Regions from separate parts of the Homo sapiens genome. Here region 2 is linked to region 1. Evidence: read pairs that join two places in POLR2A ChIA-PET (ENCODE). Cell type or tissue: IMR-90. All regions are shown on one strand. Each heading gives the region's core, and the rest is flanking DNA. Links, peaks and the distances in the headings are about the cores only.

Region 1 (12,724 bases), core at 2,977-10,976:
TGCCTGTAATCCCACCTACTCGGGGGGGCTGATGCATGAGAATCACTTGAACCCGGGAGGCGGAGGTTACAGTGAGCTGAGATTGCGCCACTGCCTTCTGGCCTGAGTGACAGAGAGAGACCCTGTCTGAAAAACAATAATACACATACACAAAAAAACCAGAGGCACAAATATGTTAAGTAACTTGCCTGAAGTAATGCAGCTATTAAGCAGCAGAGTCAGCTGTCAATCTTTGGTAGATTTGCTCTAAAGCCCATGATCTCAACCTCTGGAATATTTTTCTCTCATTGTCCACCACATATACTAAATAGACCAGTAGTTTGTAAGACCACTTCTATGATATATTAAGTTCCCACATATGTAAGGCCTGCATCCAGGCTGGTGGTGGTGGTGGTGGTGGTGTTGTTTTGAGATGGAGTCTCACTCTGTCGCCAGGCTGGAGTGCAGTGGCACGATCTCAGCTCACTGCAACTTCTGCCTCCCGGGTTCAAGCAATTCTCCTACCTCAGCCTCCCAAGTAACTCACGCCTATAATCCCAGCACTTTGGGAGACTGATGCGGGCAGATCATGAGGTCAAGAGATCGAGACCATCCTGGCCAACATGGTGAAACCCCATTTCTACTAAAAATACAGACTGCTTTTTTAAAGTACAATATTCGAAACTTTTTCAATCCCCTGTTTTCATTCCATGCTGTTTTAATTACTCCAAGTTTTAATAAAAGATTCTGTGTCTGTTCAGGTGAATTCCTTCTTCTAATTTTTCTTCTTTTTGGTTTTTCTTTTGTCCTTACCATATGAATATATATATATACACACACACACACCATATACTATATATACCATATGAATATATATATACCATATGAATATATATATGTATACCATATGAATATATATATATATATTTTTTTTTTTTTTTTTTGAGTCAGAGTTTCACTCTTGTTGCCTGGGCTGGAGTGCAGTGGCACAATCTTGGCTCACTGCAACCTCTACCTCCTAGGTTCAAGTGATCTTCCTCCCTCAACCTCCCAAGTAGCTGGGATTACAGGCATGCACCACCATGCCCGGCTAATTTTTGTATTTTTAGTAGAGACGAGGTTTCACCATGTTGGCCAGGCTGGTCTCCAACTCCTGACCTCAGGTGATCCGCCCTCCTCCGCCTCCCAAAGTGCGGAGATTACAGGTGTGTTCCATACGAATTTTAAGGTCAACATGCCGAATTAAGGAAAAAGTGCGGCCAGGCACGGTGGCTCACGTGTATAATCTCAGCACTTTGGGAGGCTGAGAAGGGTGGATCACCTGAAGTCAGGAGTTCAAGACCAGCCTGGCCAACGTGGCATAACTGCATCTCTACTAAAAACACACAAAAAATTAGCTAGGCATGGTGGTGCTCGCCTGTAATCCTAGCTACTAGGGAGGCTGAGGCAGGAGAATTGCTTGAACCCAGGAGGCAGAGGTTGCAGTGAGCCGAGATTGCACCACTACACTCCAGCCTGGGTGACAGAGTGATACTCAATCTCAAAAAAAAGAAAAAAATAAATAAATAAATAAAGGAAAGAGTGCTGCAGCAATTGTGGCAATAATTGCTTTAACTCAATAAATTAATTTGGGGATAATTTCCATATTTATCATATTGATTCTCCTCATCCATGAACATCGTCTACTTCTCCATTTAAGTATTTTTTTATGTCCTGCAATAAAATTTTATAATCTATAAGAAGCTTTATTTTTTTAAATGTTGTCTTAATTATCTGATACAGTTTATTGTAATCATCAATGACACTCTTATTAGTGTTATGCACGCATCTAAGTGAAGAGACACCCTGAACAGACTAAGTGTGAGCAACAAGGCTGTTTATTCACTTGGGTGTGAGCAGGCTGTGTCCAAAAAGAGAGTCAGCGAAGGGTGGTGGGAGTGGAACTGGTTTTATAGGTTTGTGGTAGGTAGTGGAAAGTTACAGTTAGGGGCAGTTTTTTGGAGGGGCAGGGGAAGAATGTCAAAAGGTGCATAGTCACGAGGTTTGGGGGAGGTCACAAGGCATGATATCACAAGGTCGATCGATTAGCTAGGGTAGGGCGGGAACATATCACAATGGGAATGTTGCAAGGTCGGTTAATCAGTTAAGGCAGTAACTAGCTGTTTCTTCTTCTTTAGTGGTTCTCCTGTTGCTCCAGGCTTTGTGACTCCAGGAGGCCTGTATGTGTGGGTCACAGAGGTCACAATGGCTCGACCATGGTGTACCCCGCTCAGAGGACCTTACAATTAGGATGTAGTATCAGTTTTTAAAATATCTTAAACTTATTACCTGGTTAGTAATTCACAGGGTTCTAAATATAAAAGTTTCCTTCCTGGCCGGGCATGGTGGCTAACACCTGTAATCTCAGCACTTTGGGAGGCCGAGGCAGGCCGATCACTTGAGGTCAGGAGTTCAAGATCAGCCTGGCCAACCCCGTCCTTACTAAAAATACAAAAATTAGCCAGGCATGGTGGCACATACCTGTAATCCCAGCTACTCAGGAGGCTGAGGCAGGAGAATTGCTTGAACCTGGGAGGTGGAGGTTGCAGTGAGCTGAGATCATGCCACTGCACTCCAGCCTAGGTGACAGAGCGAGACTCAGTCTCAAAAAATAAAAATAAAAATAATAAAATTTCCTTCCCATGGGATGTCCCTACATTCTAGTATATAAAGTCCTCCTTCTCTGCTAGATAGCAACATAATGCCCAGATTCCATAGTTTTCAGTTACTTTCAATGATCAGAATAGTTTCGTTTTCATATTTAACACTTTTTTGTTTTTTTTTGAAACGGAGTTTCGCTCTTGTTGCCAAGCTGGAGTGCAATGGTGCGATCTTGGCTCACTGCAACCTCTGCCTCCTGGGTTCAAGTGATTCTCCTGCCTCAGCCTCCCAAATAGCTGGGATTACAGGTGTGCACCACCATACACAACTAATTTTTGTGTGTGTGTATTTTTAGTACAAATGGGGTTTCACCATGTTAACTAGTCTGGTCTCGAACTCCTGACCTCAGGTGATCTGCCCGCCTTGGCCTCTCAAAGGGCTGGGACTACAGGCATGAGCCACCATGCCCGGCCAATATTTAACACTTTTTAAAGATGGTAATCTCAAACTCCATTTAATTCTATCTTCCTTTTTCTCCTGTATCGATTTGTTTGACTCTGCAGCTTAAAATCTGTGTATGTGGAGAGGCTAGCAGGAGGGCATGGAAACAGCAACATCTGTTCTTTTATACCTTTCCCTCTCGCTGCCTCAGCACATTGAATCCTTCACACAGGGCAGAAAGGAAAGGACAATGGGCAAATTTCTCTTTACTCAACTGGATGAGGCTGAAATCCTCTCCTTGGCTGATGATAACTACTCTTCTATTTCATTTTCTTTTCTTTTCTTTTTAATTGACAGGGTTTCTCTGTTTCCTAGGCTGACCTTGAACTTCTAGGCTCAAGTGATCCTCTTGCCTCAGCCTCCCAAATCACTGGAATGACAGGTATGTGCCTCTGTACCTGCCTTTCCATTCCATTTTATTTTATTTTATTTTTTAGATAGAGTTTCACTCTTGTTGCCCAGGCTGGAGTGCAATGGCGCAGTCTTGGCTCACTGCAACCTCTGCCTCCCAGGTTCAAGCATTCTCCTGCCTCAGCCTCCCAAGCAGCTAGGATTACAGGCACCCACGACCACAGCTGGCTAATCTTTGTTTTTATTAGAGATGGGGTTTCACCATGTTGGCCAGGCTGGTCTCGACCTCTTGACCTCAGGTGATCTGCCTGCCTTGGCCTCCCAAAGTGCTGGGATTACAGGCATGAGTCACCATGCCTGGCCTTTTTTTTTTTTTTTTTTTTTTGACACAGGATCTTACCTGTTGCCCAGGCTGGAGTGCAGTGGTACAATCTCAGCTCACTGTAGCCTCCGCTTCCTGGGTTCAAGCAATTCTCATGCCTCAGCCTCCCAATTAGCTGGGATTACAGGTGTGCACCACCACACGTAGCTAATGTTTGTATTTTTAGTAGGGATAGGGTTTCACCATGTTGACCAGGCTGGTCTTGAACACTCAACCTCAGGTGATCCACCCACCTCGGCCTCCCAAAGTGCTGGGATTACAAGCCTGAACCACTGTGCCCAGCTCCATTTCGTTTTCTATGTGTGCCAATAAAACAGGAAACATGCCACCTTCCTCAGTTCAGTTCACCAAGCATTGGTGACCCTTTACCTGATTCGGTGGTATCTTCAGGGTGATCCCCAGTCAGTGGCACTCATTCACATCCCTCGGAGGTTCTTGTCTCTGTGCTTCCCAATCTGTAGCAATCTGGTTCTTGATGGTCTTCTATTTTATTCAAAATTCATGACAAACTCTCAGGCTAATGGACATTTCCTGGATGTATTGACTGTCTGGAGACTTGAATGAGGTGGGGGCAGGGGCACAATCCTGGCCTTCTCTCTTTCTGGCAGTCCTCCCACATGCCATCTCTTTCATATTTTATTTCCCCTTGCTCATGAAGCAAAGAAGAGCAGGTCATCCACTGTATAAACACATCCAGCTGATTACAATGCCAGTCTGCAAATGTTTTTGCAACTAGTCTCAGTATTTAAAGATTCTTTAAAAAAATAATGATAATAATAAAAAGACAGAATCTCACTCTGTCACCTGGACTGGAGTGCAGTGGTGCCATCTCGGCTCACTGCAACCTCCACCTCCCAGGTTCAAGCGATTCTCCTGCCTCAGCCTCCTGAGTAGCTGGGATTACAGGCAGCCACCACAATGCCCAGCTAGTTTTTGTGTTTTTATTAGAGACGAGGTTTCAACATGTTGGCCGGGCTAGTCTTGAACTCCTGATCTCTGGTGATCCGCCCACCTCGGCCTCCTAAAGTGCTGGGATTACAGGCGTGAGCCACCATGCCTGGCCTCCTCTTGTCTTTGAAGAAGATAAATACGTTCTTTTTTCCCTGCATGTGGAAAGGATATAGTTTATCCGCAGGAGCCTTTACTCCCCCAAAGGCTAATGGGGTAGATTATATTATTTGTTTACTCTCATTTGTTTTCCTCTTGTCCTTTCCATTCTTCTCTAGCTGACTGGACTCTCCCTAGCTTATACTTTGGCTTGGCCATGTGATTTGCTTTGTTCATGTGAATGGATATAATGTATGCCACCCTCAAGCAGAAGTTTTTTTCTTTTTTTTGTTTTTGTTTTTGTTTTTCTCTTTATTCAAGCAGTTAAAAAAAAAAAAAAAACTTCACTAGCACAGTGGCTCACACCATAATCCCAGCACTTTGGAAGGCCAAGGTGGGAAGATCAACATGAGGCCAGGAGTTCGAGACTGGCCAGGAGTTCGAGACTGGCCAGGAGTTCGAGACCAGCCTGGCCAACATGGTGAGACAACCCCCATCTCTACTAAAAACACAAAAATTAGCTGGATGTGGTGTGCATGCCTATAATCCCAGCTACTCAGGAGGCTGAGGCAGGATAATTGCTTGAACCCGGGAGGCGAAGGTTGCAGTGAGCCGAGATAACACCACTGCACTCCAGCCTGAGCAACAGAGCGAGACTCCATCTACAGAGCGAGACTCCGTCTAAAAAAAACAAAACAAAACAAAACAAAACAAAAAAAAAAAACACTTGAGTGAGCTGGGCTGGGTGGTTCATGCCTATAATCCCAACACTTTAGGAGGCTGAGGCAGGAGGACTGCTTGAGCCCGGGAGTACAAGACCAGCCTGGGCAACATAGGGACATCTTGTTTCTACAAAAAATAATAAATTAGCCAGGGGTGGTGGCCTGCACCTGTAGTCCCAGTTACTCGGGAGGCTGAGGTGGGAGGATTGCTTGAGCCCAGGAGGTCGAGGCTACATTGAGTCATGATCACATCACTGCACTCCAGCCTGGGTGACAGAATAAGCCTCTGTCTCAAGCAAAAACACTTGAGTGGGCTGGTTTTTCTTCTCTTGAATTTTTGCTTTCCTCCATGAAAACAGCATGTTCCAGACAGTGGCTGTTTCTTCAGCCTGGGTCTTTGAAAGAGAAGATGAGCAAACACAAAAATCCAGTGAGTTCAGCAGACCTACAGCCAACTCACTGTCATTCTCTACTGCAGACAAGAAATAAATATCTGATGTTGTAAGCCACTGAGATTTAAGGAATGTTTGTTGCTGCAGCAAAAGCTGACAAATACAGTCCCTAAACTTTCTTCTAAGTGCTTACTTTTTATTGACTGATTGGAGAGTGAGTGATGGAAGATCTGGTTCTGGCTCATCTCAATAAGCCCTCTGGGACATAATTATCTCCACATGTTGCAGTCTGCCGATTTTAAAATGTGTGGAACTTAGTGCCTTTTACTTCACTTTTGGCCTTAGCTGCAGTAATTGGGGAAAAAAGGAAAAATTCTATTCAAACTATTTAAAAAGTTATGTTTGGGCTGGGCACAGTGGCTCACACCTGTAATACCAGCACTTTGGGAGGCCGAGGCGGGCAGATCACCAGAGGTCGGGAGTTCGAGACCAGCCTGACCAACATGGAGAAACCCCATCTCTACTAAAAATGCAAAATTAGCCAGGCCTGGTGGTACGTGTCTGTAATCCCAGCTACTCAGGAGGCTGAGGCGGGAGAATCGCTTGAACCTGGGAGGTAGAGGTTGCAGTGAGCCGAGATCATGCCATTGCACTCTAGCCTGGGCAGCAAGAGCAAAACTCTGTCTCAAAAAAAAAAAAAAAAAAAGTTACATTTTCGGCCAGTCGCAGCGGCTCATGTCTGTAATCTCAGCACTTTGGGAGGCCAAGGTAGGCGGATCAACTGAGGTCAGGAATTTGAGACCAGCCTGGCCAACATGGCAAAACCCCGTATCTACTAAAAAAAAATAAGTAGCTGGGCATGGTGGCGGGCACCTGTAATCCCAGCTACTTGGGAGACTAAGGCAGGAGAATCTCTAGAACCTGGGAGGCGGAGGTTGTAGGGAGCTGAGATGGTGCCATTGCACTCCAGTCTGGGCAACGGAGCAAGACTCCATCTCAAAAAAAAAAAAGTTGAATTATCTTTCCTTTTTTCTTTTTCTTTTTTTGTTTTTAGGCTAGTCAAGTGAAGCACTGGGAGTAGAGAAGGAACCAAGAAATCTGTAGCTGATAGTGATCAAAAGTTGCATTTTATTTTTGTTTACAATGATATACAGAAACTCCCCTCTGTCACCTTGTTTTGTTTTTTGCTTTAGTCTGTTACCCAGCAACCTTGTCAAATTCTCCTACTATTTTTAATAGTTTTCCCATATATATTCTTAATATTCTATGTGGAGAGTTATACTTTCTATATATAATGATGAATTTGTTTTAACCTTTTTAATCCTTACACTTTTTTTCTTGACTTCTTGCATAGTCTAGGATCTTCAGTTCAATGTTGAATAGAAGCAGTGACAGCAAACATCCTTTTCTCATTCCAGGCATTAATAAGAATATTTCTACTATTTCACTATTAAGTATGATGGTTGCTGTAGGTTTTTGGAGATTACTATTATCAGGTTAAGAAACAGATTTTTAGCTAATTGTTTTTTTTTTTTTTTGGTTAATTTTTTGTTGTTGTTAATCTTGAAGAAGTATCAAAATTTGTCAGTGCCCTTTTTATGTTGATTAAAATGAGTTTTTGTCCTTTAATTTGTTAGTGTGGTATATTATATTAATAGATTCTCTCATCTTAAACCATCTTTACATCCCTGGGATAATGTCTACTTAGTCACATATTGCTGGATTTTATTTATAGATGTTTTATTTAGGATGTTTGCTTCTATGTGTATAACCAATAATGAGCTATAATCTTCTTTTTTCATGACTTTCTTCTCAAGTTTTGATATCAAAATTACACATTAAGCATCATGAGTAAGTTTTCTGTTTCTCTAGTATTTGGAAACATTTGTAGATAATAAGAATTATCAGATCTTTGAAGCTTGACAAAACTCATCTGTAAAATTTTCTGGCCTTGATGCTTTCCCTGGGTATATTCTTAAATGTTGATCCTGCTACTTTAACAATTACAAGTTTGTTTAATCAGCTTGAGTGAGTTTATTAACTTGAATTATTCTAGAAAGTTAATCATTTGGCCAAAGTAATTGAATGTAATGGCATCAGTTGTCCATAGTTTTTATCTTTTGAATTTTTTAAACTCTCTACGTTATATCCTGTTTTTCCTTCCTAATATTATTTACTTCTGCCTCAACTCTCATTTTCCTTGAAAAATTTCACCAGATGAGGTTTTTTTTTTTTTTTTTTTTTTTTTTTTTTTTTCCTCCGGAGAGAGTCTCCTGTTGCTCAGGCTGGAGGGCAGTGGTGAAATCTCGGCTCACTATGACCCCTGCCTCCCAGATTCAAGCGATTCCCCAGCCTCAGCCTCCCAAGTAACTGGGATTACAGGTGCACACCACCAAGCCCAGCTAACTTTTGTGTTTTTAGTAGAGACCGGGTTTCACCATGTTGGGCAGGCTGGTCTCAAACTCCTGACCTCAGTTGATTTACCTGCCTTGGCCTCCCGAAGTGCTGGAATTACAGGTGTGAGCCACTGTGCCCAGCTTCACCAGATGATAGTCTACGTTACTGGTCTTTGTAGAGATTCAGCCTCGATTTTATTTATACTTCCTATTGCTTCCTTGCTTTCTTTTTTTGTTTGAGACAGAGTCTCACTCTGTTGCCTAGGCTGGAGTGCAATGGCACGATCTCGGCTCACTGCACCCTCCGCCTCCTAGGCTCAAGTGATTCTCCTGCCTCAGCCTCCCCAGTAGCTGGGATTACAGGTGCATGCTGCCATGCCCAGATAATTTTTGTATTTTTAGTAGAGATGGGGTTTCACCATGTTGGTCAGGCTGGTCTTGATCTCCTGGCCTCAAGTGATGCACCTGTCTCAGCCTACAAATGTTCTGGGATTACAGGCGTGAGCCACCGCACCCGGCCTTGCTTCTTTGCTTTCTATTTCATTAACTTCTACTGCTATCTTATTTCCAGCCTTTTACTTGGGATGACTCTGGTTTTTTTTTTTCTAACTTGCATTGGATATTTAGTTTATTTATTTGTTAATATTTTCTATTTTCTAATGTATGCATCTTAAGACTATTGGTTCTTTCCAAATCCTTTCTCAACTGCATCTGACAAATTTTAGTGAGTAGTGTTCTCATTGTTGGTAAGTTCAAAATACAGCCTGACTTAAACTTCTTTATTTATTTGTTTGTTTGTTTTTACATTTCTATTTATTCTTTCATTCCTTGTTTATTTTTTATTTTTGTAGAGATGGGGTCTTGCTATATTGCCCAAGACAGTTGCAAACTCCCAGTCTCAAGTGATCCTCCCACCTCTCACTGCTTACTTTAAAAAGTATTTTAAATATTCCAAATGTATAAGGTAATTGGCTGGCACTTAATTATTATTTTCAAATTTCATTATATTTGTTCAAACTATTTGGTTGTTTGAAATAGATTCCTCAAACTTTGTTGAGATTTGCTTCATGGCCTACTATGTCAATTTTGAAAATGTTCCATGTGCCTGAAAAGAATGTGAGTTCTCTAACTGTTGGTGCAGGGTTCTATACATGTCCATTTAATCTAGCTTGTTAATAATGTAGTTTAAACCTTAGTAACTTTTTTTTTTTTTTGAGATGGAGTCTCGTTCTGTTGCCCAGGCTGGAGTGCAGTGGTGCAATATCAGCTCACTGCAACCTCCGTCTCCTCGGTTTAAGCGATTTTCCTGCCTCAGCCTCCCTAGTAGCTGGGATTACAGGCATGCACCACCACGCCGGGCTAATTTTTGTAGTTTTTGTAGAGACAGGGTTTCATCATGTTGGCCAGGCTGGTCTCGAACTCATGACCTCAAGTGATCTGCCCGCCTTGGCCTCCCAAAGCACTGAGGATTACAGCCGTGAGCTACCATGCCTGGCCAAATGTATCATTATTCTTGATATATTTGGACTTATTTCTATAAATTCTGTTTACTTTCTTTGCTTTTCTCCCCACTCCTTTCTGCCTTCTGCTAAATTTTTCTGACTTCTGCCTTTCTGCCATACTGCTAAATTTTTCTTTAGGGCTCCATTTGCTTCTACTAGTTTAGAAATTACACATGCTATTTATTTTTCTCACTGGCAATCCCCAAATTTTTAGATACTCACATGTTATTTGACAAAGTCAAAAACTGATGATTCTGTTCACCTCCTGAACAATTCAAGAACTTCGGTGTGCTTTAATTTTTAGTGCATCATTTTCATTTACAAGTTATGGCTACCTAGTATAGAATATCCCTCTTGAACCAAGAGTTATGTAAGAGAGTATTTGTTTTCTTTACACATTTGGATAGAAGAACCTTGTTATTTTGTGATACTGTAAGTCTACTATTATCACATTGCAATTAGAAAATGTGACATATATTATTTCTACTATGTAAATTTTGTTCAGGGTTTTTGTTTTTTGTTTTGAGACAAGGTCTCACTCTGTCACCCAGGCTGGAGTACAGTAAGGCAATCTTGGCTCCCAGGCTCAAGAGATCCTCCCACATCAGCCTCCTGAGTAGCTGGGACTACAGGTGTAGACCACCATGGTTAGCTAATTTTTTTCATTTTTTTGCAGAGACAGTATCTCCCTATATTGCCCAGGCTGGTCTCAAACTCCTGGGCTCAAGCGATCTGTCCACCTGGGCCTTCCAAAGTGCTGGGATTACAGGTGTGAGCCACTGCACCTGGCCTGATTGTTTGATATAATAGACATATCTGGTCTTGGTTCTATGATTTTCTTTTATGTTTTCTGTTTTCATAATTTAATTCTTTCACAATGTAATTTGTTTTCTTTGCTTTTTTGGTAATTCCAGTATTTGCAGAAGTTTGTGTTTTTGTGACATTTTATAATTAAAAATGATTACTTTAGAAAATATGTGTTTCTCAGCCTGTAATCCCAGCACTTTGGGAGGCCGAAGTGGGTGGATCACAAAGTCAGGAGATCGAGACCATCGTGGCTAACACGGTGAAACTCCGTCTCTACTAAAAATACAAAAAATTAGCCAGGCGTGGTGGCCAGCGCCTGTAATCCCAACTGCTCGGGAGGATGAGGCAGGAGAATGGTGTGAACCCAGGAGGCGGAGGCTGCAGTGAGCTGAGATCACGCCACTGCACTCCAGCCTGGGTGACAGAGGGAGACTTTGTCTCAAAAAAAAAAAAAAAAAAATATATATATATATATATATATATTTGCAAATCATGTATCTGTTAAGGGAATTTATCCAGAATATACAAAGGACTTACTGTTCAAATAATAAAAAGACAAAAACTAAATGTAACAATAACGAAGGATTTGAATAGACATTTCTCCAAAGAAGATATATGAATGGCTCATAAACACGTGAAAAGATACACAACATCATTACTCCTAGGGGAATACAAATCAAAAACATGAGATGCCACTTTATACTTTCTATGTTATGGTCTACATATTGTGGCCCCACAAAATTCATATGTTGAAACCCTAACCCCCAATGAGATAGTATTTGGAGATAGAGCCTTTATGAAAGTAATTAGGGTTAATTAGGTCATAAGGATAGGGTCCTGCAAGAAGACAGCCCTCACCTGGAGTCAAACTGATACCTTGATCTTGGACGTCCTAACCTCCAGAACGTGAGAAATTCCTGTTTAAGCCACCCAGTTTATGGTGTGTTTTTGTTTTTGTGTTTTTGTTTTTTTGTTTTTTTGTTTTTTTTAAGATAGAGTCTTGCAGTGTCGCCCAGGCTGGAGTTCAGTGGTGGGATCTGGCTCACTGCAACCTCCATCTCGTCTCCTGGGTTCAAGCAATTCTCCTGCCTCAGTTTCCCAAGTGGCTGGTATTACAGGTGTGCGCCACCACACCTGGCTAATATTTTTTGTATTTTTAGTAGAGACAGGGTTTCACCAGTTTGGCCAGGCTGGTCTCGAACTCCTGACCTCAGGTGATCCATCCACCTCGATCTCCCAAAGTGCTGGGTTTACTGGTGTGAGTCACCATGCCCAGCCAATCTATGATATTTTGTTATGGCAGCTCAAGCTGACTAATACATCCTGGAATAGCTGTAACAAAAAAGATAGATAATAACAGATATTGTTGAAGATGTGGAGAAATTGAAATCCTCAGACATTGCTAGTGGGACTGTACAATGATGCAACCACTTTAGAAAACGGTTTTTCAGTTCCTCAAAATGCTAAACATAGACTTCCTATATGACCCAGCAACTCTACTCCCAAGCATCTATCCAAGAGAAATATGTGGAAGACATATGTACACACAAAAACTTGTACATGAATGTTCATAGAAGCACTATTAATAATAGCAAAAAAGTAAAAATAACCCAAATGTCCATCAACCGATAAACAAAATGTGATATATCCATACAATAAAATATCATTCACTGATGAAAAAGAATGAAGTACCAATACATGCTACAACATGAATTAACCTTGAAAACATGCTAACTGAAATTAGCCAGACAGAAAAGGGCAAATATTGTGTGAGGCCAATTATATGAGACACTCAGAATAGTCCAAATCATAGATGGAGAGAGCAGAATAGTGGTTATCAGGAGCTGTGAGGGAAGGGAAATAGAGTGACTGCTAATGGGTATGGTCTTTTGGAGTGACAAAAATGTTCTAAAATCACGTTGTGGTGATGATGGCACAGCTCTGTGATTATACTAAATTGAATTTGTATTATATATTTTAAACGGTTACCTTTGGACCGGGCATG
Region 2 (12,724 bases), core at 3,245-11,244, 83 kb before region 1:
CTCAGCCTCCAGAGTAACTGGGAGTACAGGCATATGCCATTACACCCAGCTAATTTTTGTATTTTTTGTAGAGATGTTGCCCAGGCTGGTCTGGAACTCTGGGCTCTAGTGATCCACCCACCTCAGCCTCCCAGAGTGTTGGGATTATAGGCATGAGCCACCACGCCTGGCCTATACAGTCTTTTCCTGTTCCATGTGGAAATAAATAACAAGCATCAGATGCTTAGTTCTAATTATTTGAACAAGCGTAAGGGCAGGCAATGAGTCTGGAGTGAGTGTACAGTTAACACTTCAGCTTGGTGCCATCCCCCACCAAAAAAAAAATACAAAAAAAAAGTATCTCCCAGTAATGACAATACCCTACATAACCACAAGACCCATTATCACTCCTAAGAGAAATAAAAACAATTTCATAGTATTCAATATCTAGACCTTATTCCAATTTCCTAATTTGTCCCAAGAATATATTTTATATACTTTCCCCCTAAGCAGAATACAGTCTAGGTTTCCATATTCCATTTGTTGTATCTCCTCCTGTATTATATATTTTTAATTAAATTTTTTTTTTTAATTTTTGGAAACAAAGTCTTTTTTTAAAAACTGTTTTTTTTTTTTTTGAGATGGAGTCTTGCTCTGTCGCCAGGCTGGAGTGCAGTGTCATGATCTCGGCAACCTCTGCCTCCCGGGTTCAAGCAAGTCCCCTGCCTCAGCCTCCTGAGTAGCTGGGATTACAGGCTTGCGCCACCACGCCCAGCTAATTTTTTGTATTTTAGTAGAGATGGGGTTTCACCATGTTAACCAGGATGGTCTCGATCTCCTGACCTCGTGATCTGCCTGCCTTGGCCTCCCAAAGTGCTGGGATTCAGGCATGAGCCACCACGCCCGGCCGGAGACAAAGTCTTACTCTGTTGCCCCAGCTGGAGTGCATCATCACAGCTCACTGCATTCTTGACCTCCCTGGTCTTAGATGACCCTCAGCCTCCCAAGTAGCTGGGACAACAGACATGCACCACTATGGCCAGCTAATTTTTGTATTTTTTGTAGAGACGGAGTTTCTCCATGTTGGCCAGGCTGGTCTCCAACTCCTGGGCTCAAGCAGTCCTCCCACCTTGGCCTCCGAAAGTGCTGGAATTACAGGTGTTAGCCACCTTGCCTGGCCCTCCTTTATTCTTTTTAACCCCACATTTTCCTTCATGATTTAGACCTTTTGAAGAGTTAAAGATGGTTAGGTCAGGCGTGGTGGCTCCTGTCTGTAATTCCAGCATTTTGGGAGGCCGAGGTGGGCAGATCAGTTGAGTTCAGGAGTTCAAGAGCAGCCTGGCCAGCATGGTGAAACCCCGACCCTACTCAATACAAAAATTAACCAGGCATGGTGGCGGGCGCCTGTAATCCCTGCTACTCGGGAGGCTGACGTAGGAGAATCGCTTGAACCTGGGAGGTGGACGTCGCAGTAAGCCGAGATCACACCACTGTACTCCAGCCTGGGTGACAGAACAAGACTCTGTCTTTAAAAAAAAAAAAAAAAAGTTACAGGTGGTTATCTTACAGAATATTAGGTTACCTTATTATATTTTGGTGATTGTCTCCTTGTGGCTTTCATTCATTCTTCTGTCTCCAGTATTATAAACTAGAAGGTGTAGACTCTTTAGTATTTTAAATCATGTTTGTGTTACTGGGAATATCTTTTACGGACATTCTTCTACAGTATGGATTTTTCAAAACTTAAAATTTGTTTTCTTTTAATTTGTTAATCCGAGAACATGATTTGCACTTAGCATTTATTCATAGACTAAAGATTGAGAACTAAACTCTTGCATAGGAAAGAGGTGGTGCACATCTATCACAGCTGTTGTATTTGAGTAGCCGCACATTTTCCTTATGATAACAATGGTGATAAAGGTAATAGGAATGTGTCTTTTAGCCATACTGACTGTAATGCTAATGATGACAGATAAAGCAACTTACCTTGAGCTGGTCCAGGTAATTGCATTTTGCATCTGCTCAGTGTTCTTTTTCCTTAAGTTTTCTGGCTGTTCTCTTAACAGTCATTTTAATAGAGTCTGCTATATTGACATTCCTATAGGAAATGTTACTGTAAATCTAAAATCTCTAGTAACTACTTTTTTCATTTCATTGTAACAACTGTTTCAGTAACATGATTTGTAACAATGTAAGTTTCCTTAGGAACACAACTGTTGAGTGGTAGCAAAGATTATACTCTAATGTTCTCTCCTCTCACCCAAAGTAATTCTTGACAAAAAGTATGTACTTAAAAGATACCTTCTAAGTAACTAAACCTTGGACAAATAATATTCTCAGGCAGGAGAAAAGAAATACTGTAACATTTATTGATTTCCTCCCACTGGACCAAAGATTAATATTATATAACTTAATCTTCACCACATTGTATCACCGTGAATGTTACAAATGGAGAATAATCAAAATTATATGCCTGAGATCACACAGACCACTCTGACTCCAAAACCATGTTGGAGTTATTTTCACTGTATTATGTCTTTGTAATTCAGTTATTCCAGCTCATTTAGGGAAAGGATTTTAATACTAGAAAGTTTTTATGTCAAACTACCAGAAACTTTGCATTATAATAACAAAAAATAGAAACACTTGGAATATCTAATAATAGGGAAATGTTGACTTACAAGGACATTCTTTTGTTTGTTTGTTTTTTTGAGACAGAGTCTCACTCTGTCCCCTAGGCTGAGTGCAGTGGACGATCTCGGCTCACTGCATCCTCCGCCTCCCAGCTTCAAGCAGTTCTCTCACCTCAGCCTCTCGAGTAGCTGGGATTACAGGCATACCACCACACCCGGCTAATTTTTGTATTTTTAGTAGAGACAGGGTTTCACCATGTTGTCTGGGCTTGTCCCAAACTCCTGACTTCAGGTGATCCACCCTCCTCGGCCTCCCAAAGTGCTGGAATTACAGGAGTGAGCCACTGCGCCTGGCCAAAAAATTCTTTTTAAAAAGAGACGGTTTCACTCTGTCACCCAGGTCTCACATTATGTTGCTCAGACTGGTCTTGAACTCTGGGGCTCAAATGATGTTCATGCCTCGGCCTCTCAAAGTGCTGGGATTACAGGTGTGAGCCACTGTACCTGGCAGTTTTGTTTTGTTTTGAAGAGGTAGGTCTCCTGCTATCACTCAGGCAGGAGTCCAATGGCACTATCGTAGCTCACTGTAGCCTCAAACTCCAGGGCTCAAGTGACCCTCTTGCCTCAGCCTCCTTAGTAGCTGGGACTGTAGGGCACATGCCATCACTCTCAGCTTATTTTTAAAATATTTTGTAGAGACAGGGTCTTATATTGCCCAGTCTAGTCTCAAACTCCTGGCCTTAAGCAATCCTCCTGCCTGGGCCTCCCAAAGTCCTGGGATTACAGGTGTGAGCCACCATGCCTGACCAATAAAATTTTATTATAGATCATTTATTTCAGATGCCACCTAAATGATGATGTTATAATTATTCTTTTAATTGCTATATTGCTAACAGTCACCATATGTAGAACTTAGAAGCCAGAACTTGACTAAGTTTGTTTTCCTGTTTTAAAATTCCATTTGGGTACATGACCTCACAATTAAGTTTTGTTTTGAAAAATACAAAGTTTTCTGAAGGAAAAAAGCAATAGTTAAAACTTTATTTGCTTTGTTCAAAGAAAAAAAAAAGCTCAGCTAAAACACTAGAGTTAGATCCTTAACTTGGAGAGTTAAGTATATATAGATATGGATGGGAGGGGGGAAATTTTCCCTCAAATTACCTGTCTGCATTTGTGATAAAGATATTAACAACATGTTGCAACAACATTTTGGGGACCATTTCCCACTTTGTTCTATTAAATTCATAACGCATGGGAATGAAGTTTGTTTTTATTTTGTTTATTGTTTATTTTTTTAATTTTTGAGACGGAGTCTCCTAGCTCTGTTGCCCAGGCTGGAGTGCAGTGGTGAGATCTTGGCTCATCCTGGGTTCAAGCAATTCTCCTGCCTCACCCTCCCAAGTAGCTGGGATTACAGGTGCCCGCCACCACGCCTGGCTAATTTTTGTGTTTTTGTTTGTTTGTTTGTTTTTTGAGATGGAGTCTTGCTCTATCGCCAGGCTGGAGTGCAGTGGCGCGCTCTCGGCTCACTGCAACCTCTGCCTCCCGGGTTCAGGTGATTCCCCTGCCTCAGCCTCCCAAGTAGCTTGGATTATAGGCTCGCACCACCATGCCCAGCTAATTTTTTGTATTTTAGTAGAGATGGGGTTTCACCATGTTGGCCAGGATGGTCTCGATCTCCTGACCTCGTGATCCGCCCGCCTCAGCCTCTCAAAGTGCTGGGATTACAGGCGAGAGCCAGCAAACCCAGCCTAATTTTTGTATTTTTTTTTTTTTTTTTTTTTTTTTTTTTTAGTAGAGATGGAGTTTTACCATATTGGCCAGGCTGGTCTCGAACTCCTGACCTCAAGTGATCTGACCACCTCGGCCTCCTGAAATGCTAGGATTACAAGAATGCGCTACCACACCTGGCCAAAGTTTCTTTTTAATAAGGCTTGCCATATTTGGAGAGAAAAGGGCAGTTTCGTAAAATTTACTCAGTGTTACCAAGCATTATACTACTTAGAATTCTTAGCAAGATGCTTGGATATGCTTCCATATAAAATGAAAATGCTTCTACTGTGGCTTCTTCATATTCTTTGAATTAAAGGTAAGTGAACTCTTGGAAAAAATTGCAAATCATCACACTTTTGTGAAGGCAGTATAATAGATTTTAAGAACATTGGGCCGGGCGCGGTGGCTTACCCCTGTAATCCCAGCACTTTGGGAGGCCGAGGCAGGTGGGTCACTTGAGGCCAGGAGTTGGAGACCAGCCTGGGCAACATGGAGAAACCCCATCTCCACTAAAAATACAAAATATAGTTAGGTGTGGTAGCTCACGCCTGTAGTTCCAGCTACTCTAGAGGCCAAGGCATGAGAATTGCTTGAACCCTGGAAATGGAGATTGCAGTGAGCCGAGATCAGACGACTACACTCCAGCCTGGGTGACAGAGCCAGACTCTGTCTCAAAAAAAAAAGAAGAAGAAAAAAAATAAGAATGTAGGAGAAATCAGCAGCTACTTGGGATGCTGAGGCGGGAGGATTGCTTTAGTCCAGGAATTCGAGGCTGCAGTGAGGTATAATTATACACTGCACTCCAGCTTGGGTGACAGCGAGGCCCCATCTCTATCAAAAACTTTTAAAAAGGAGAATATTAGAGAAATCATATGTGAGTTCAGACTTCATACCTTCACATGGTAGCCCTGTAATCTTGTGCCTCATTTTCCACATCTGAAAACAAGGATAGTTAACTACCTCATAAGGCTTTTGTGAGGACGAAATGAGTTAATGTGTGTGTAAAGTCCTTAGCAAAATGCCTGGTACGTAAAAGTACTCACTTGATAACTGGTAGCAAGCCTCATTATATTCTGAATTTACCTTTGTCTTTTCTCACGTATGTACCCTCCTTCTCCCTCCTCAGTTCCTCCTCTTTAGCAAATACTTTTCTTATTTCTCTTCATCAAAACACTCATATTCTGAAGTTTCCCCTTACCTCTTCATTTCAAAGATCTTTACACCTTCCTCTGTTAATTCTGTGTGCTGCTTGTAACTATTTAGCATAAATTTTAGGAGAGAGTCTCCTTCATCCCACCATCTTCCATAGTGCTTTTTATAAACAAGAAGGGATTGGGATTTGTATTCTTTAAGAATATAACAGGGACTGGCTTGGCTTGAGCTTTTTGGAATCCCTGCCCAGGAGATAATAGGGTCCCAGAAGTGTGTCCTGCCTACACTAGCTTCTTTTTTAAACCTTTGAACCGTCTCTGTTTTAGTACAGGTTGACAATCCCTAATCTGAAAATCCAAAATGCTCCAAAACTTTTTGACTTTTTGTTTTGGTTTGGTTTTGGGTTTTTTTTTTTTTTTTTTGAGACACAGTCTCGCTCTGCTGCCCAGGCTGGAGTGCAGTGGCACAGTCTCGGCTCACTGCAACCTCTGTCTCCTGGGTTCAAATGATCCTCCTGCCTCAGCCTCCCTAGTAGCTGAGACTACAGGTGTGTGCCACCACAGCCGGCTACTTTTTGTATTTTTAGGAGAGACAGGGTTTCACCATGTTGGCCAGGCTGGTCTGCAACTCCTGACCTCAAGTGAACCACCCACCTCCGCCTCCCAAAGTGCTGGGATTACAGGCATGAGTCACCATGCCCAGCCTTCATTTAGGAAATTTTTAACTGTAGAGATGATACATTAAGGTAGAATAAGCATGGGCCCTAAACCTAACACTAGGCTGGGTTTAAATCAGTTTCAATCTTGCAATGAGTACTTACTTAATATCTTGAACTCCATCTTAATAATGAGCCTAATAATACTTGTATTTTTTGTAAGAAATGGAGATAATGATTTTAAAGGGACAGTCATGGAATAAACCTTTAATAACGTGGTAGTTCTTGTTTACTAACTTTGTTCCTTTATTACAGGACATTTTCTACATTGAAAACCAAAAGGAATATGAAAATAAAAAAGCTGCTAGGAAGAGGAGAACACAAGTGTTGGGGAAAAAGATGAAACAAGCTATTAAAAGTCTAAATTTTCAAGAAGATGATGATACATCACGAGAAACTTTTGCAAGTGACACGAATGAGGCCTTGGCCTCTCTTGATGAGTCACAGGAAGGACATGCAGAAGCCAAGTTGGAGGCAGAGGAAGCCATTGAAGTTGATCATTCTCATGATTTGGACATCTTTTAAGTACATTTTCAACAGTTTGAGGACTAAGCCTTTCTAAAATAACATTGTAATAAACCATTTTTACTGAGATTGCAACGTTTTGCACTGATAAACATGAGAATCTGGAGGAAAGACAATTGTTTTCTTGTTTAAAATATGTGTGGAAAGGAATGCAATTGATAGAACATTTAAAGATATATCTGACAAAATACTTAAGAGTATATAGCACAGGATTTAATTTCTCAATCTGTTGCATGTGCTAATTATGAGTATTACTAGTTGATAATCAGTTTTGTCTAGGTCATAACATACCATTTGTAAGTTTGTTTGCTTTTTCAGGTTTATCTTTGCAGTGAATTATGCTTTGCTTTAAAACATTCCGCTAAAATCATAATGGGACATATAAATTATTAAGCTGTTAGAAATGCATTCAAATTTGTTTTTTCTGTGTTCTAAGAACTCAGGCAATTTTAAGGATAAAAACTAACATTGGCCAGGCACGGTGGCTCACGCCTGTAATCCCAACACTTTAGGAGACCAAGGCGGGCAGATCACTTGAGGTCAGAAGTTTGAGACCAGCCAGGCCAACATGGTGAAACTTCATCTCTACTAAAAATACAAAAACTAGCCAGGTGTGGTTCTCCATGCCTATAATCCCGGCTACTCGGGAGGCTGAGGCAGGAGAATCACCTGAACCCGGGAGGCAAAGGTTGCAGTGAGCTGAGATCGTACCACTGTACTCCAGCCTGGGCGACAGAGCAAGACTCTGTCTCAAAAAAAAAAAAAAATACAATTAAGAGGTGTATACTGATGATTCTTCCCACTCATTTGTTTGTCCAGAAGTAAATAAATGTCGGAAGTTTTCCAAGTAACTATTTGTTTTTTGGGGGGTTTTTTAGTTAGAGTCTTGATCTGTCACCCAGGCTGGAGTACAGTGGCAGGATCTCAGCTTACTGCAGCTTCCATCTCCCAGGTTCAAGCGATCATGTGCCTAAGCCTCCTGAGTAGCTGGGATCACAGGTGTGTACCACCACGCCCAGCTGATTTTTGTATTTTTAGTAAAGACTTTCGCCATGTTGTCCAGGCTGGTCTCGAACTCCTGGCCTAATGATCTGCCCACCTCTGCCTCCCAAAGTGCTGGGATCACAGGCATGAGCCACCGAACCCAGCCTTATTCTGCTTAAATTTAACGTGTTTTTTGACTTCTTAATTAACTTGGTCATATACTAAATGTGATCTCCTGTGGATTACCACATGCATTAAAAAATTTTTCAAGCTGGGCCTAGTGGCGCACACCTGCAATCCCAACACTTTGGGAGGCCAAGAGAGGAAGATTGCTTGAGCCCAGGAGTTTGAGACCAATCTAGGCAATGTAGTGAGACCCTGTCTCTAATTTAAAAAAGAAAAAGAAAAAAACATTCCCAGTGGCAGCCTGCCTAAGACTGTCTTACCTTATGTTAAGGAAGTCAGGTATTTAAAATGTTACATATGCCGGCGCAGTGGCTCATGTGTGTAATCCCAGCACTCTGGGAGGCTGAGACAGGTAGATCATTTGAGGTCAGGAGTTCAAAACCAACCTGGTCTACATGGTGAAACCCCATCTCAACTAAAAATACAAAAAATACAAAAAATTAGCCGGGCGCGGTGGCTCACACCTGTAATCCCAGCACTTTGGGAGGTGGAGGCGGGTGGATCACAAGGTCAAGAGATCGAGACCATCCTGGCCAACATGGTGAAACCCTGTCTCTATTAAAAATACAAAAATTAGCTGGGCGTGGTGGCGCATGCCTGTAGTCCCAACTACTAGGGAGGCTGAGGCAGGAGAATCACTTGAACCCAGGAGGTGGAGGTTGCAGTGAGCCGAGATCACGCCACTGCACTCCAGCCTGGCGACAGAGCGAGACTCCCTCTCAAAAAAAAAAAAAAAAATACAAAAAATTAGCCGGGCATTGTGGTGCATGCCTGTAATCTCAGCTATTTGGGAGGCCGAGGCAGGAGAATCACTTGAACCCAGGAGGCAGAGGTTGCAGTGAGTCGAGATCGTGCCACTGCACTCCAGCCTGGGTGACAGAGCAAGACTTTGTCTCAAAAATAATAATAGTAAAATGTTACATGTGCATGAAGTTTTAAATTACTCATTTTTATTAATGAAGAAAATAAGGTAGTTTAGACATTCCAAGAGTTAACTATAGTTTACAAAAATATATTAAGCAAAAATATGCTTGATATATTAAGCAGAAATGTTGTATATTAAGCAAAAATGTAAAATTCAGCAATTATAAACTGTTCCTTACAGACAGTGTACTTGAAGTCTTTTGGTAGTTCTGAGAATGTGGTCATTGAAGTTGGATCTAAGAGGAAAGTGGTTATCGGTTGCTTTTTATTTATAAAGGATGCAAAAATAAAATTAGATTTTTGGCAGTCCTTAATGAGCTTCAAGTGATTATATTTTTAAATCTTGAATGTTTTTTCATAAAAATGCTATAGCCAAGAAAAATATTTTTAAAAGGTAATTGGATATTGACCCTAAGACAATTTATGGGAGGTGATTTTAGAAATAGTACATTAAGAAAGATAATTATTCTGAATACTTAAATGCCACATATTAATGTAAATATTGCCAATTTTTCTAGCAAAAGTTATGCCTTTTAAAGGGCGTTGATGCCTGAAGCTACTTTATCTTCATCAAGATTGTTTCTTCCCCACACCTTCCTGGTTTTTTAGCAATAGTTGTTTTTTTTTTTCTTTTTCTTTTTTTTTAAGACGGAGTTTTCACTTTTGTTGCCTAGGCTGGAATGCAATGGCACCATCTCAGCTCACTGCAACCTCCGCCTCCCGAGTTCAAGCGATTCTCCTGCTTCAGCCTCCCAAGTGGCTGGGATTACAAGCACACGCCACCACACCCAGCTAATTTTTTTGTATTTTTAGTAGAGACAGGGTTTCACCATGTTGGCCAGGCTGGTCTCAAACTCCTGACCTCAGGTGATCCACCTGCCTCAGCCTCCCAAAGTGTTGGGATTACAGGCATGAGCTACCACGCCCAGCCAATAGTTGTTTCTTTAACATTTGGAAACCACTCAGATTTCTGGCTTGTGTTGCATCCTACTGCCATACAGAAAGCAGTGCTTCAATTTTTAAGGTTATTTCTTTTTTTCAAAGTTTAGGTTTTTATTGAATATGCTGTAAAAGAGGTTTAGTCAAAAAGACCAAAGCCCATGTCCTCATCAGATTCCTCGGATTCTTCTTTCTTTGCTTCCACTTTCTTCTCAACTGAAGCAGCAGCAGTGGAGGGGGTAGGATCTCCAGCTGCTGCAAGTCCACCAGCCCTTACATTGCAGATGGGGTTCCCGATGCTGACATTGGCTAGGGCCTTTGCAAACACGCCAGGCCAGAAAGGTTCAACATTTACACCAGCTGCTTTAATGAGGGCATTGATTTTATCATTATGCAGAATGAGGGCCGAGTAGATGTAGGCGAGCTCGGAGAGGGAGGCCATGGCACGGGTGTGTGTGGGGCTGGCGCTGCTGGATGAGGTGCTAATCGCCGGATGAAGTGAGGCTCTCACCCCAATGTGGCCTTAGCTTCCTTGGAATGACCAAGCACCTTGGCAGCAGCTGAGGAAAGGGCAGTTTTTAAGGTTCTTTAAAAATTTATCGGCCCGGCATGGTGGCTCATACCTGTAATTCTAACACTGGGAGGCCGAGGCAGGCGGATTGCCTGAGCTCAGGAGTTCGAGACCAGCCTGGGCAACACGGTGAAACCCCGTCTATACTAAAATACAAAAAATCAGCTGGGCATGGCAGTGTGTGCCTGTGGTCCCAGCTACTTGAGAGCCTGAGGCAGGAGAATTGCTTGAACCCGGGAGACGGAGGTTGCAGTGAACGAAGATCATGCAACTGCACTCCAGACTGGGCACAGAGCTAGACTCCATCTCCAAAAATATAATAAAAAATTATCTAAGATGACTCTGAACCTTTCTGGCTATCCAAATCAAGATGTGCAAACTGTTCTTAGGTATGTATTCTTTTAGTTTATGCTCTCATCAAACCAGCATATCTTGCAGTAATTCTTCCTGCTTAGCCTAATAATATTTTTTCTACTTGCCAGTGGGTAGGACTTACACTAATAACCATCCACCTCTCTGTTATAGTAGTTTAAGCATTTATCCTCACTAGTAACCTTTCTTTATTAAAATCAGTTTTCATAACCTAAAATATTCTGCAATATGACAAATCTTAGGGGATAAAATAGGCTGGATTGGTTTGAGTTTAAACAAATTGGATTTACACTCTTGAGCTGCATGTAATAGATGGTGAAACATAAATGGGACACATATCAGTTGTGCAGTATATAGTGATGTTGAGCATTTTTTCATTACTTGACCTTTGCATGTGTTCTTTTGAGAAATGTCTACTAAGATCTTTCACCTTTTAAGACAGTGTCTCGCTGTGTTGCCTGGGCTGGGAGTGCAGTGGCACAGTCATGGTTCACTGCAGCCTCGACCTTCCAGGCTCAAGCGATCTTCCTGCCTGAGGATCCATCATGCTTAGCACCACACTGGTCTCGAACTCCTGGGCTCAAGCAATCCTCCTGCCTCAGCCTCCCAAAGTGCTGGTATTATAGGCATGAGCCACCACACCCAGTCATTTTACCCAGTTTTAAATCAGATTGGTCATTTTTCACTGTTCTTTATGTAGTCTGGTTTTTAACCCCTTGTCAGATATATATTTTGCAGATGTTTTGTCCCATTCTGTAGGTTGTCTCTTCACTCTTGTTTCCTTTGCTGTGCAAAAGCCTGTCAGTTTGATGTAATCCCATGTGTTTATTTTTGCTTTTGTTGGCCTGTTTTGCTGAGGTCTTATTTTAAAAATCCTTGGGCCAGGCAAAGTGGCTCACACCTGTAATCCCAGCACTTTGGGAGGCTTGAGTGGGTGAATCACATAAGCATAGGAGTTCAAGACTAGCCTGGGCAACATGGCAAAACCCCATCTCTATAAAAAATTTAAAAATTAGGCTGGGCGCGGTGGCTCACGCCTGTAATTCCAGCACTTTGGGAGGCCAAGGCGGTCAGATCATGAGGTCAGGAGATCAAAACCATCCTGGCCCACATGGTGAAATGCTGTCTCTACTAAAAATACAAAAATTAGCTGGGCGTTGTGGCACATGCCTGTAATCCCAGCTACTCGGGAGGCTGAGGCAGGAGAATCGCTTGAACCAGGGAGTCGGAAGATGCAGTGAGCTGAGATCGCACCGCTGCACTCCAGCCTGGTGACAGAGTGAGACTCTGTCTCAAAAAAAAAGAAAATTTTTAAAATTAGGCAGGCATGGTAGTGCACACCTGTGGTCCCAGCTATTGGGAGGCTGGGGTGGGAAGATCACCTGGGCCCACGATTGATTGAGGTTGAGGCTGCAGTGAGCCGTGATTGTGCCACTGCACTCAACCTTGAGTGACAGAGTGAGAACCTCCGTCTCAAAAAAAAAAAAAACCTTGCCCAGCCCAATGTTGTAGAGTATTTCTGTATGTTTTCTAGTAGTTTTGTAGTTTCAAGTTACATTTAATCCTAATCCATTCTGAGTTGATTTTTGTGTATGGTGAGAGGTAGGGGTCTAGTCTCATTCTTCTTCATGGGGATGTTCAATTTCCCCAGCACTGTTTATTGAAGAGACTGTCTTTTCCCTCGTGTGTGTTCTTGGCACCTTTGTTGAAAATCGGTTGACTGTAGGTGGCATACGCAATATATAAAGAGGAAAATCAGCCACGGACCAATACAGAATGTTAATTTGAAGTGATTATTTTTTAATTACTGAATAATTGTTCAGTTCAACGTATTTTCTAGTATGTGTCAAATTTGTGTCACAAACATCTTCATTTTTAATTGCTCATTATAAGAATGATGTTCTACTCAAAAAGGAATTTGTTTTATTTTGTTTTGTTTTGTCTTGTTTTTTGGAGACAAGGTATTGCTTT

Evidence for each region. Peaks named below come from ENCODE experiments on the same cell type or tissue, not always from the same donor. Only the 100,000 strongest peaks of a DNase experiment are listed, where the experiment ranks them.
Region 2: POLR2A ChIA-PET joins it to region 1 with 10 read pairs; 2 of 35 experiments call an interaction of 5 or more read pairs at or near these places.

What each region holds. Positions count from the first base shown.
Region 1 is chr5:126,701,101-126,713,824 of GRCh38, forward strand. No RefSeq gene overlaps it. Among named protein-coding and RNA genes, the nearest start is that of LMNB1-DT, 69 kb to the right of the region's middle. In IMR-90, for the core only: no CTCF peak of the experiment used is centred there; no DNase peak of the experiment used is centred there.
Region 2 is chr5:126,618,068-126,630,791 of GRCh38, forward strand. PHAX (phosphorylated adaptor for RNA export) reads left to right here. Exons shown (of 5, transcript NM_032177.4): 5 at 6,508-9,185. The coding sequence ends at 6,777. It also overlaps the pseudogene RPLP1P7. Among named protein-coding and RNA genes, the nearest start is that of SPMIP10, 7.3 kb to the right of the region's middle. RefSeq lists an enhancer at 432-964 and a silencer at 6,736-6,936. In IMR-90, for the core only: no CTCF peak of the experiment used is centred there; a DNase peak (open chromatin) is centred at 6,694; H3K27ac peaks cover 1,726 bases.